Linked DNA regions of Mus musculus: region 2 is linked to region 1. A link is a loop called in an ENCODE intact Hi-C map of the cell type or tissue named here. Cell type or tissue: gastrocnemius. All regions are shown on one strand. Each heading gives the region's core, and the rest is flanking DNA. Links, peaks and the distances in the headings are about the cores only.

Region 1 (5,485 bases), core at 562-4,561:
AGTGTATCAGCCTGCACTGAGGGCCTAGGAGGGGCTCCTCAGCACTCAGCTGAGAGCCGGCCTCATGCTGAGCTTCAAGAGCCTCCCGCCTTTGTTCATTCACTGGGTCCTTGTCAGAGTTGAGGCCCACATATACCCCAAGCTTGGGACTCCACACTGGGGTATCAGCTGTTTTCCACCATTAACTACCTCTTCCAATCCAGCAACAGACCCAAACCACAGCCTCACAACAAGCGCGAGAGACAAGTGAAGACCTATGAGCACTTTTTAACTCCCAAGTCCCCCTGATGACATTTCCTGACCCTGGCCTCCACTCACACCTCCCCAGCCCTCCTCCTGAATCCTCCTTAGAGAAGTTCAAGGAGTGCCCCAGGGCTGCCACACCCAATCTCCAAGGCCTGGGAAAAGACACTTACACAGACCCATGGGTGCTTGAGAGCCTGGTCGGCCGTGATGCGCTTTGCAGGGTTTATGGTCAGCATCTGGTTGATCAAGTTCTTAGCTTCAGGAGTGACTGTGTCCCATTCTGGTGATGGGAACTGAGGAGCGGGAACAGGGAAAAGGGAGACAGGAAATTTGTGAGCCTTCTACCCTGAAATGTAACCCGACTTCATTCCAGCTCTTACAACTGAGATACTTTGTGGTACCCAAGAGTGGGTATGCTGTGCCAACTCAAAGAAGACAGAATGATAAGTGTAAGGGTGTCCATGTATCATGTCGGTGAAGGAAGGGAACTGACATTTTCTGCTTCACCTTTCTCTTTTTACTAAGGAGAAAACAGGTTTTGCAATGTGCCCAAGGTTCCAAAACAGTGGAGAAGCCTCTAAAATTCTCCCTCTGTAATATAACATGCCACGTAGTTTCCCCATTCTTTGTGGAAACAGACCAAAGAGCTTCATTGAGTTCCTTAATTTTATAGCTAACAGGAGCATTTAAAAAAAAAAAACAAAACCTGTTCCCTGTATATAAGGTGGCAAGAATTGAGTCCTGTATGCCCATCCTTGGGTCCTCAAAGTCCCCTGATGCCCTGTTATCAAGTGACAATATCACTACTCCCTTGGACAGACCCTTAGGGGCAGGGACTCTGTCCTTCCAGGAGTGACTGCTCAGCTCTCAGAACCCCATCCTTACATCGTAGGCTCCAGCTTTGATCTGCTGATACAGCTTGTGCTGATCCTCATCCCAGAAGGGAGGGTAGCCCACCAGGAGGATATACAGGATGACCCCTGCGAGACAGAACACACAGGTCACTGGGGTCACTCACCTACCCCTGAGGAACCAAGAAAGGCCATGCAGGGCTCAGAACCACCCAGAAGGGCAAGGCTGGGCCAGAGTTAAAGGTGGACGCCAGTAGATAATGCCATCCCTCCTGTTGTGCCTCACTCCTTACGGCACCAAGCCATGTCAGAGACTTCTTTAGTCTATCCTCTAAGGTGTGGACGAGCCCTTCTCCAAGAAGGATACAATATAATACAGGAAGTCACTTGGGAAGTAAGCATGACAGGAACAGCTCTCCCAAGGGAAGGAGAACAAACAACACCATGATTTCACATACAGCAGGCACCGTGGAACCCAGAAGGGATGGGTGTAATGCCTCTTTTTCTTGTCATCACAGGAAGCCAAGGGCCCAGAACACCAAAGAGCCGAGGGTATGGAATGGGCTTACCGCAGGCCCAGATGTCCACAGGTTTTCCATAGGGATCTTTCCTCAAGACCTCAGGGGACAAGTAACCTGGGGTGCCGGCAAAACCTGTAGCAGAAGAGAGGGCAGAGCCAAACTGAACCCGCTTTCTCTCCCAGTAAGGCCACATCTGTAATTCCCTCCAAAGCCCTCCTAATGCTGGTTGCTTTTACTATATAAGCTTTGACTCAGTACCGAGGCCGCAAAAGATGACAGGCTGGGCTACGTGCAGTGCCTGGAATCTAAATCAGAGGGCAAGTACTTGTGCCTACCAGGAACTCAAACACCTCCCCAGAGGCAATAAGAATGCAGTGCTGACAGCAGCCAGACCCACTGTAATGAGTCATGAGGGCGAGGAGGGACCTGGGGGGGCACCCTCCTCCACTTTCTGAAAAGGCCAGGACCATTAAAGGCCTGACTTCTAGTTCTGAAAGAGGAAGGCAGACCAGGAAAAGGAGGAAGGGTGGAGGCTGCATTCTCGGAAGACAGGGTCACCCTTACCAAACCAAGCCTGCTGCTCTCCCTGTACTTCGATGGCCAGGCCAAAATCAGCTAGCTTGACCGCAGCACCCTTGCATTTACTCGCCAGCAGCAAGTTCTCAGGCTGCAGAAGGAACAAAGAGAACCTTATGAGGGAGGCATCCACCCTGGAGCCCAAAGGGAGCCTACTTTGGGCTCACAGCGCCACTATCTAGCACCAGGGGGCGCCAACGAGTCACAAGTAGTCAGCCCGGTTGAGTACCTTCAGATCCCGGTGGACGATGTCATGCTGGTGGATGTGGTTAACACTCTCCAGGATCTGATGTATACAGTGGCTGAAAGGACAGCACAAGCGATGTCAGTGCAGGGCTAAACCACCTCACCGACGACTGCCTGTGCGGACTACACTCACCGAAATACAAGCTAGAACCCTGGGCTTTAAATGTTATCTAGCTCAACCTATTTTGCTTTTATTTTTTAATTGAAAAATAACTACTGACTTCTGAGGGACAATGGGAGATTCTGCTACAAGCACATCACCATATACCTCACCTCAAATGCTTATTCTTTCTAGTGAGAACATTAAAAATCCTTTTTTTTTTTTGTACGTTTTAAAACCTTGCCAGGTGTAGGTGGCGCACACCTTTAATCCCAGCACTCAGGAGACAAAGGCAGGCGGATTTCTGAGTTCGAGGCCAGCCTGGTTTACAGAGTGAGTTCCAGAACAGCCAGGGCTACATAAAGAAACCTGGTCTTGAAAAAGCTAAACCAAACCAAACCAAACCAAACCAAACCAAACCAAACCACCAACATTACTAACTCGAATCACCTGCTGTGCTTAACTACAATGCAGGAATCCATCCCCCTATCTGACCACCACCTCTCTTTCCTCACCTACACCCACCTACTCTGGCTTCTGCTAACCACTATTCCTCTTTCCCTCACGAGGGCATCCTTTTTAGATTCCACATGTAAGTAAGATCATGTGGTATTTGTCTTCCTGTGCCTGGCTTGTCTCACTGAACATAACGTCATCCAGGCTCACCTATCCTGTCATAAGTGATAGAATTTCCCGGCCTTTTTAAGGCTCAGTAGTATACACTACTCTTTTTTTAATCCATTCATCTGCTAATGGACATTCAGGTTGTTTCCATATCTTGGTTATTGTGAATAATGCTGCAATGAACGTGGGTGTACAGACATTTAACATCCTGATTTTAATTTCATTGGGTATTTACCCAGTAGTGGGATTGCTGGATCATATGGTACTTCTATTTTTAGTTTTTCTGAGAAACATCCATACTGTTTTCCAAAAATGGCTATACTAATTACAATACCAACAGTATATAAAGGTTCCTTTTTCTTCCTTCCTTCCTCCCTTCCTTCCTTTCCTTTTCCTGTTTTGAAGTCTTCCTGCTATGTAGCATAAGCTGGCCTGTAACCTTTTGTGACCCAGGCTGGCCTTGAATTCATGATCCTCCTGCCTCAGCTTCAGGACCACTGGGATTATAGATGTGTGACACTCAGCTAAGAGCTCTCTTCCCTCCTCATCAAGACTCTCCACAGGGATGGAAAATGAGGTAAAGTTATGTGGGCTTTCTAGGGTGACAAAGCCTTAAGGCAAGGACTGGAATTTGTTTTCTAGGAATGGAAAGATGCTGAATATTCCTAAGGAAGGCGAGAACCTCTAACCCTTTCCTCCTCTTTCCTCAGAAGCAGACATTTTTTGTTTTGTTTTGTTTTTTGGTTTTTTTTTTCGAGACAGGGTTTCTCTGTGTAGGCCTGGCTGTCTTGGAACTCACTCTGTAGACCAGGCTGGCCTCGAACGCAGAAATCCACCTGCCTCTGCCTCCCGAGTGCTGAGATTAAAGGTGTGCACCACCACCGCCCAGCGCACTTTTTCATAGAGGAGGGGCTTATGCCGTATCTTGGGAAGACAGCTGGTGGGCACAGCCTTCACTTGTTCAAACATTTACTGTGTGACTCTTAACAGTGTTTTCTTTCTTGTACTACCTAAGATATTAACTGCTCTAAAGTTTCTCAACTAGTAGGGAGGTAAGAGAAGCCCATAGATTCCTTCCAGAAAGATTATGTTTAAGAGGGCCCTTAAATAGGATGTCTACATAGCGTTTCTGATGCTTTTGTACAGAAAAAAGCCAACCTAGCTCAGAACCACATGTTGGTCCTGTTTATGAAAGCAGACTGTTCACCTTGCAAACGCTCCTGCTAGTCCTATAGGTAGACTCCTGGTGGCAGGTGTGAGTACTCCAGAGCAGTTTCCACTCACTCGGAGGGTGAGTGTGCCCTTCACGAGACATCTGGCAATGTCTGGAAATAACTGTGGTTGGCACAACTTGGAACGGGGGGACTCTGCTGACTGATATGCGTCTAAGTTCTCTTCGTACATAGGAGAGACCTTTGTAACAAAAAAATTATCTGTGCCAACTGAGGCTGAAGAACACTGGTACGTGGGTACGTGCCCAGTCAGCAGCCTCCACCAGGTGTGCAGGGCAGACCTGCAGAAGATCCAGGTGTGCCAGCCTACGGAGCCTGCACTTACAGTTTGTTTCTCTGAAATCTGGTACTGGGGGTCCTATGAGAGTCAAAGGGTCAATGGATGTCATCAGACTTGGACACTGAGGCTCAGGGCCTCCTACAGCAGAGAACCCAATAGTTTGCCAAAGGAACTTTAAGACTGAGCTTCAGAGGCGAGTCTCCACAGAAATGTATAATTAGAACAGAGCCCGGCTAGCAGGGAGAGCCTTCTGGCCAAAAATGGCAAAAGTGTGAAGTGTCCCAGCAGAGCCAGGCCAAGCCCACTGGTACAGTCCTCCCACCCCCAAGCTCCCTGGGCTATCGCTGCCTCCTCCCACCCACAGCCTGGTCCTCCCCTGCTGGCACTGGAATTCATCTCTCCACTTGAGAATTTTTTTCCCAGGCTGAGGCATCTGAAGTTGATCAGCAAACATCGGCTGTTCAGGGTTGAGAAATTCATGAGGAAGCGGCACTCCCCTCCTCTCTAGAGGCAGCCTGAGCCAGAGAAGCTGTAGGCAGGATAACAACAATCAGGCTATGATGGGGAAGGGAGAAGGTGGGCAAAGCAGGCCTAATGGCACTTGAGCACCTCGATGCAGGTAGACTGTGCTGTCACACAAGAGCCACTGGCTTAGGTGGAAAACACTCCCTTACGCTGATGGTCATGATGGTAAGGTGACAAAGTGACAAAGGCTGAAGGATCCCAAGGAAGCTCTCCAGTTTTATACCCTTCAGGAAAAAAAATGATGCTTCCCCTATCTCTGATCCCCAGGCACCTGTGTAAGGAAC
Region 2 (5,485 bases), core at 893-4,892, 110 kb after region 1:
TGACTGTGAAGTACCTGGCATCCAGGAGCAGAACAGCCATCCTCCTCCGTGCAGTGAGATGGGTTGTGAATTCTCAGGAGGAGGGGAGGAGGAATTCTTGCTGAGGCCACCTGGCCAAGGCTGAGCTCTCTTGCCTTTTAGTAAATAAACAACATTGTTTGGAGGGTGCAGGGGTCTTAGCCGTTTAGTAAAAGTACGTCTTCACTGCGAATGTGGGGGTTATCTCTGTGGGGTACACAATAGGATTTAGGCCTCCCAGTCCTTCTCCTCAACATATTGGTGAGCAAGTGAGTCCCAGTGAGCTTCTGAGATAAAAATAACACAGGGAGCCCGTGGCTTAGTGCAGCTGCTGTGGCGGGTGCTTTGACCGAAGCTGGTATCAAGTTATTGGGGAAAGAGATAGGTCTTTGAAGGCTGATATCACCAAGGCAGAAGTTTTAGTCATTACAAGCAAAACAGTTTGTACTGGCACAGCTTGCTTTGCCCTTCACCCCAACCTCCTCCAACATTACAATTCCTTTCATTATTGAAAATGGAAGCTCTAAACTGCGCAACAAGCAGTTCTTTTTCTAGTCTAGAGCTTGCAGAGTCCTAAACACGGTTTAGTTTTATACAGTCAAAGAGCACTAGTGTGTGAAGCTCTGGGACCTTAAGGTTACCCAGTTTGGGAATAACGTGGATACCAACTTGCTAGTCTTGTTTGCCTACTCTGCCTCCCTTCCTCCCTCCCTCTCTCCTTCCCTCCCTCCCTTCTTTCATTCCTTCTTCCTTAGTGTTGCTCTGAGCCTGTCAGCAATGGTGGCAGAACTAACCTCTAAGGTCCATGAAACAAATTGCAAAGCTCCTGAAAGCATACCTTCCTCTGCCCATGTGCCTAAATTATCCCTAGAGGATTGATGCCACAAGCCCTTGCTTGGTTTTGGATCCAATAGGAGTGTGGCCACTTTATTGATGGATAAGAAAGAGAAAAGGCAGAGCGGCAATAAATAAATAAACAAACGAACAAACAAATAAATAAATAAGCAAACAAAAGTATCTTTAGGAAGCAGTGTATGTCTAAGAATTAGGTCCGCTTTGACTGATGAACAAAGTGGATTTATTTGAAAAATAAATTCGGACTCATTATCAGATAAGTAGTAGAAAATTGTTCCTGAGGCACTAGGGAACAAACTTAAGACCGAATGAATTCTGGGCAAGCATTCTATCAATATAGGGTGAATTGGTTAATACATGCTATAGATCCTGAATACTGGTGTATGTGTGTGTGTGTGTGTGTGTGTGTGTGTGTGTGTGTGTGTGTGTGTGCAGGTGTGTGAAGGTATGTGAAGGTGTGTGCAGAGGCCACAGTCCAACTTCAGTATCACTCCTCAGCATCACCTCTGAGACAGTCTCCCATTGGAGCCTGAGACTTCCTGACTGAGGTAGACTGGCTACCCAGTGAGTTTCCAGGATCTTCCTGTCTCTGTCTACTCAGCATTGGGATTCCAAATGCTCATCACTAGGCCTGGTCTTTTGTCTAACTGGAGAGCAGGTCCTCCTGCTTGTACAACAGGCATGCCAATGACTGAACTATCTCCCAATATGCAGAAGAGGACTTAAATCAAATATATAGCTTAATTCATTATAGGACAAAACCACACATCTTTAAAAAAAATAAATCTTGGGCTGGAGAGATGGCTCAGCGGTTAAGAACACTGACTGCTTTTCCAGAGGTCCTGAGTTCAAATCCCAGCAACCACATGGTGGCTCACAACCATCTGTAATGAGATCTGGCGCCTTCTTCTGGTGTGTCTGAAGACAGCTACAGTGTACTTATATATAGTAAATAAATAAATCTTAAAAAAAAATCTTTGCAGCATCTCCAAAAATCCCATCAGATATCTGTGCCACACCATGAGCACCACTCCTCCCACGAAGTACCCCTCTCTGGATGGTTTTTGTTTTTGTTTTTGTTTTTGTTTGTTTTTTTGAGACAGGGTTTCTCTGTGTTGCTCTGTCTGTCCAGGAACTTGCTTTGTAGACCAGGATGGTCTTGAACTCACATAGATCACCTACCTCTGATTCCTGAGTCCTGGGACTAAGGTGTGTGCCACCACATACACTTACTCTCTGGAGTTTTGTAACAATCACATGACGTGCATTTGGGATAAGATATTTGCAATATCTTATCTTATTATATTTTCTTAGAATTAATATATTATTATATGCAATATATTATAGTATACCTTGCATTATCTTAGGATTAATATCTTGAATGTTCAACGAATTCCTGCACATTGAAGAAAAGGACCAGAAATCTGATTAAAATTGAGCAACAAATATAGTAGTAAATTAAAATTAGAAATCCAAACGGCTGACAACGGGACGAGAGATGGAGCTCAGTTAACAGAGTGCTTGCCTAGTGTTCGGGAAGCCCTGAGTCTGACTCCCACGCCTCTGTAATCCCAGAATGGGGAAGTCGAGGCAAAAGGATTAGAAAGCCAAGATCATCTTCATCTACCAGTAAACCGAGTCCACCCTAGGGTACAAGAGACTCTACCTCAAGCAGAAAAGAAAGGATTAAAAACTTAAGTGATGAGAGTAGCTGACAAACATGGAAAGATGGACTGAAATGGAGATCTCTGGTTTCTTTAATAACTCAGTTGTGGCGCGTGCATGCCCTCTCACAAGACAGCTTCCTGAAGAACATCACATGCCACAACTGAGTTGTTAAAGAAACCAGAAATTTCCACTTCAATGGATGCTCAATCTTAGAGCACTTTAAGCAATGTAAATTAAGTTATGAGGTCTTACACAATAGAAGAATACATGATTACTGTATGTGAGTCCAAGGGCTTAATTCCCAGCACAAAGCAACGACAATAATAATGAAAACAAGTTATTATCACTTTGTACCGATAGGGTCACAGCAAAGTAAGACGTGACAGGTAATCCACCGAGTGTGGCAAGGATGTGAGGGAAAAGGAACCAGGAGTGTCAGTGAAGGCTTGTAAAGCTATTCTGGATGCCATCTGACTATATTTCATGAATTTAAACATACATATGCCTAACGAGCCAGCAATCTCATACACGGCACATGAGCAAGCGTATTCATCAGAGGGGTAGATATGGAAACAGGTTGGTGTTCACCGGAGAAGCAGAAAAGTAAAGTGTCTGAATACACACACACACACACACACACACACACACACACACACACAGCAGTTTCATATAGCAGTCAGCTATGGTATAATACTAGTTACAGAGGCTAAAGTCATATCTATTCATTAAACTGTACTATGGCTTTTTTTTTTTTGGAGTGCCTATATACCCAAAGGATTTACACATTATATATGTACATATCTTATGGGTTAGGGAGAAGGATAAGCAAGGTCACAAACCAGGAAACCAGGAGTGATACCTACTAACGATGGGCATGATGTTACCATGAGCTAAAGAAATTTATCTTTGTGCTTTAATCCCAGTACTTGAGAGGCAGAGACGTGAATCTCTGTCTTTCCGGCCAGCATGGGCTACATAGAGAGACTTTATTTTAAGAAAGAAGACAAAACAAAACAAAACAAAACAAAACAAAACGAAGGAAAGAAAGGAAGAAGGAAGGAAACTTTGCGTCTCTGTAGCACAGGAGAAAAACTGCCCTCAAAAATCTCACAGAAGGTGGGTATGGTGGTGTACACCTTTGATCCCGCCACTTGAGAGGCAGGAGCAGGTAACCTCTGTAAATTCAAGACCAACTTGATCTACAGAGTAAGGTTCATGACAGCCAGGGCTACATAAACCACAACACCCTCCCCACAAAAAAAGAACCCAATGGGAGGCAGAGGCAGAGGCAGAGGCAGAGGCAGAGGCAGAGGCAGAGGCAGAGGCAGAGGCAGAGGCAGAGGCAGAGGCAGAGGCAGAGGCAGAGGCAGAGGCAGAGGCAGAGGCAGAGGCAGAGGCAGAGGCAGAGGCAGGTGGATTTCTGAGTTCGAGTCCAGCTTGATCTACAAAGTGAGTTCCAGGACAGCCAGAACTATACAGAGAAACCCTGTGTCAAAAAAAACCAAAAAACAAAACAAAACAAAAAACCAAAAAAAACCCCACCCCCTCAAAAAAAAAAAAAAAAACCAAAAAACACAACAAGAAACAAAATTAGCACACAAAAGTTTCACATTGGAGATGGCAAAATGGCTCAGCGGGTAAAGGTCCTTGCTGCCAGGCCTGATGATGTGACTTGGATCCCCAGGACACAAGGGCCAAAGAAAGAAACAACTCCTCTAAGTTTTTCTCTGACCCCAAAACATGTTCCATAGCATGCCACCTCTCGAATAAATAAATACAAGTATTAAAAATCTCACATTTCTGAGTTCAAGGCCAGCCTGGTCTACAAAGTGAGTTCCAGGACAGCCAGGGCTACACAGAGAAACCCTGTCTCAAAAAACAAAAACCAACCAAACAAAAAAATCTCACACAGACAGTTACTGGCAGGTCTTCTGAAGTGCCTCTTAGCGATTAGAGTAAGCGGTGGCTATGAAACATTTGGATCCATATTTCAAAGCACCACAAACACCATCACAAATTCTCCGTGCCTCTTTAGGGCATTTTAAGGTAGCACAAAGACTGTGTGGGTGAAAAAGTCAACTTCCAAGTGTTCAGGGGAAGGCATGTGCAATTGTTGGCTGGCAAGCATTATTAGCCTGTTTCTATGTATATATTTGAATATTCAAAATGGACTATAAAAAGTGTCTTGATTTTCCTCCTCCTCTTCCTCCTCTTCTTCCCCCTCTTCCTCTTCTTCCTCCTCTTCCTCCCCCTTCCTCCTTTTCTTCTTCTACAGGATCTCACTCTATAGCCCTGGCTATCTTAAAATAATGTTGACCAGGCTAGCCTTAAACTTAGAATTGCCTTTCTGCTTCAACCTCTCAAGTGCTGGACTAAAGGCATGTAGCACTATGCCTGGCTTTTTCCTTTTTTTCTTGATCTTTAGTATTTCTTGTTTTGTTTGTTTTGATTTTTATTTGTTTGTTTTATTTGTTTGCTTTGGGGTTTTTTTTGGGGGGGGGAGTAGTTGAGACTGGCTCTTTTTGTGTATCTCAGGCTGCTCTTAAACTCACAATCCTCTTGCCATGGCCTTTCAGGAAATAGGCATGTGCCACTGTGATGGTTAATCTCAACTGTCAGCTTGGTGAGACCAAGACTCACCCGAGTGAGGGATTTCTGGCCGCACTTGTGTGGAATCATCAGAACTGCGGGAGGAAGATCTACCCAAGGCAGGTGGAGCTCTTTTCTGGGCTGGAATCCCAGATTGTATGAAGGGGAGAAAGTGAAATGAACATATCCATTTATTATTCTCTGCTTCCCGACATGGATGCAATATGAGCAGCTCCCTCAAGCTCCTGAGGTGTGACTCCCCCACCATGATGAACAGTACCCTAGATCTGTGAGCTGAACAAACCTTTCTTCCTTAAGTTCCCATTGTCAGAGTATTTTATCATATCAACCGACA

Evidence for each region. A loop is a pair of places that touch in the nucleus more often than their neighbours do. Peaks named below come from ENCODE experiments on the same cell type or tissue, not always from the same donor. Only the 100,000 strongest peaks of a DNase experiment are listed, where the experiment ranks them.
Region 2: a loop joins it to region 1, with 4 times the contacts of the local background. A loop is called at or near these places in 24 of 42 quality-filtered maps.

The regions. Positions count from the first base shown.
Region 1 is chr14:20,763,730-20,769,214 of GRCm38, forward strand. Camk2g (calcium/calmodulin-dependent protein kinase II gamma) reads right to left here. Exons shown (of 21, transcript NM_001360186.1): 6 at 2,424-2,496; 7 at 2,183-2,285; 8 at 1,667-1,750; 9 at 1,132-1,226; 10 at 417-539. Among named protein-coding and RNA genes, the nearest start is that of Camk2g, 28 kb to the right of the region's middle. In gastrocnemius, for the core only: no CTCF peak of the experiment used is centred there; a DNase peak (open chromatin) is centred at 2,387; H3K4me3 peaks cover 1,003 bases; H3K27ac peaks cover 3,982 bases.
Region 2 is chr14:20,873,796-20,879,280 of GRCm38, forward strand. No RefSeq gene overlaps it. Among named protein-coding and RNA genes, the nearest start is that of Gm30212, 12 kb to the right of the region's middle. In gastrocnemius, for the core only: no CTCF peak of the experiment used is centred there; no DNase peak of the experiment used is centred there; H3K27ac peaks cover 84 bases.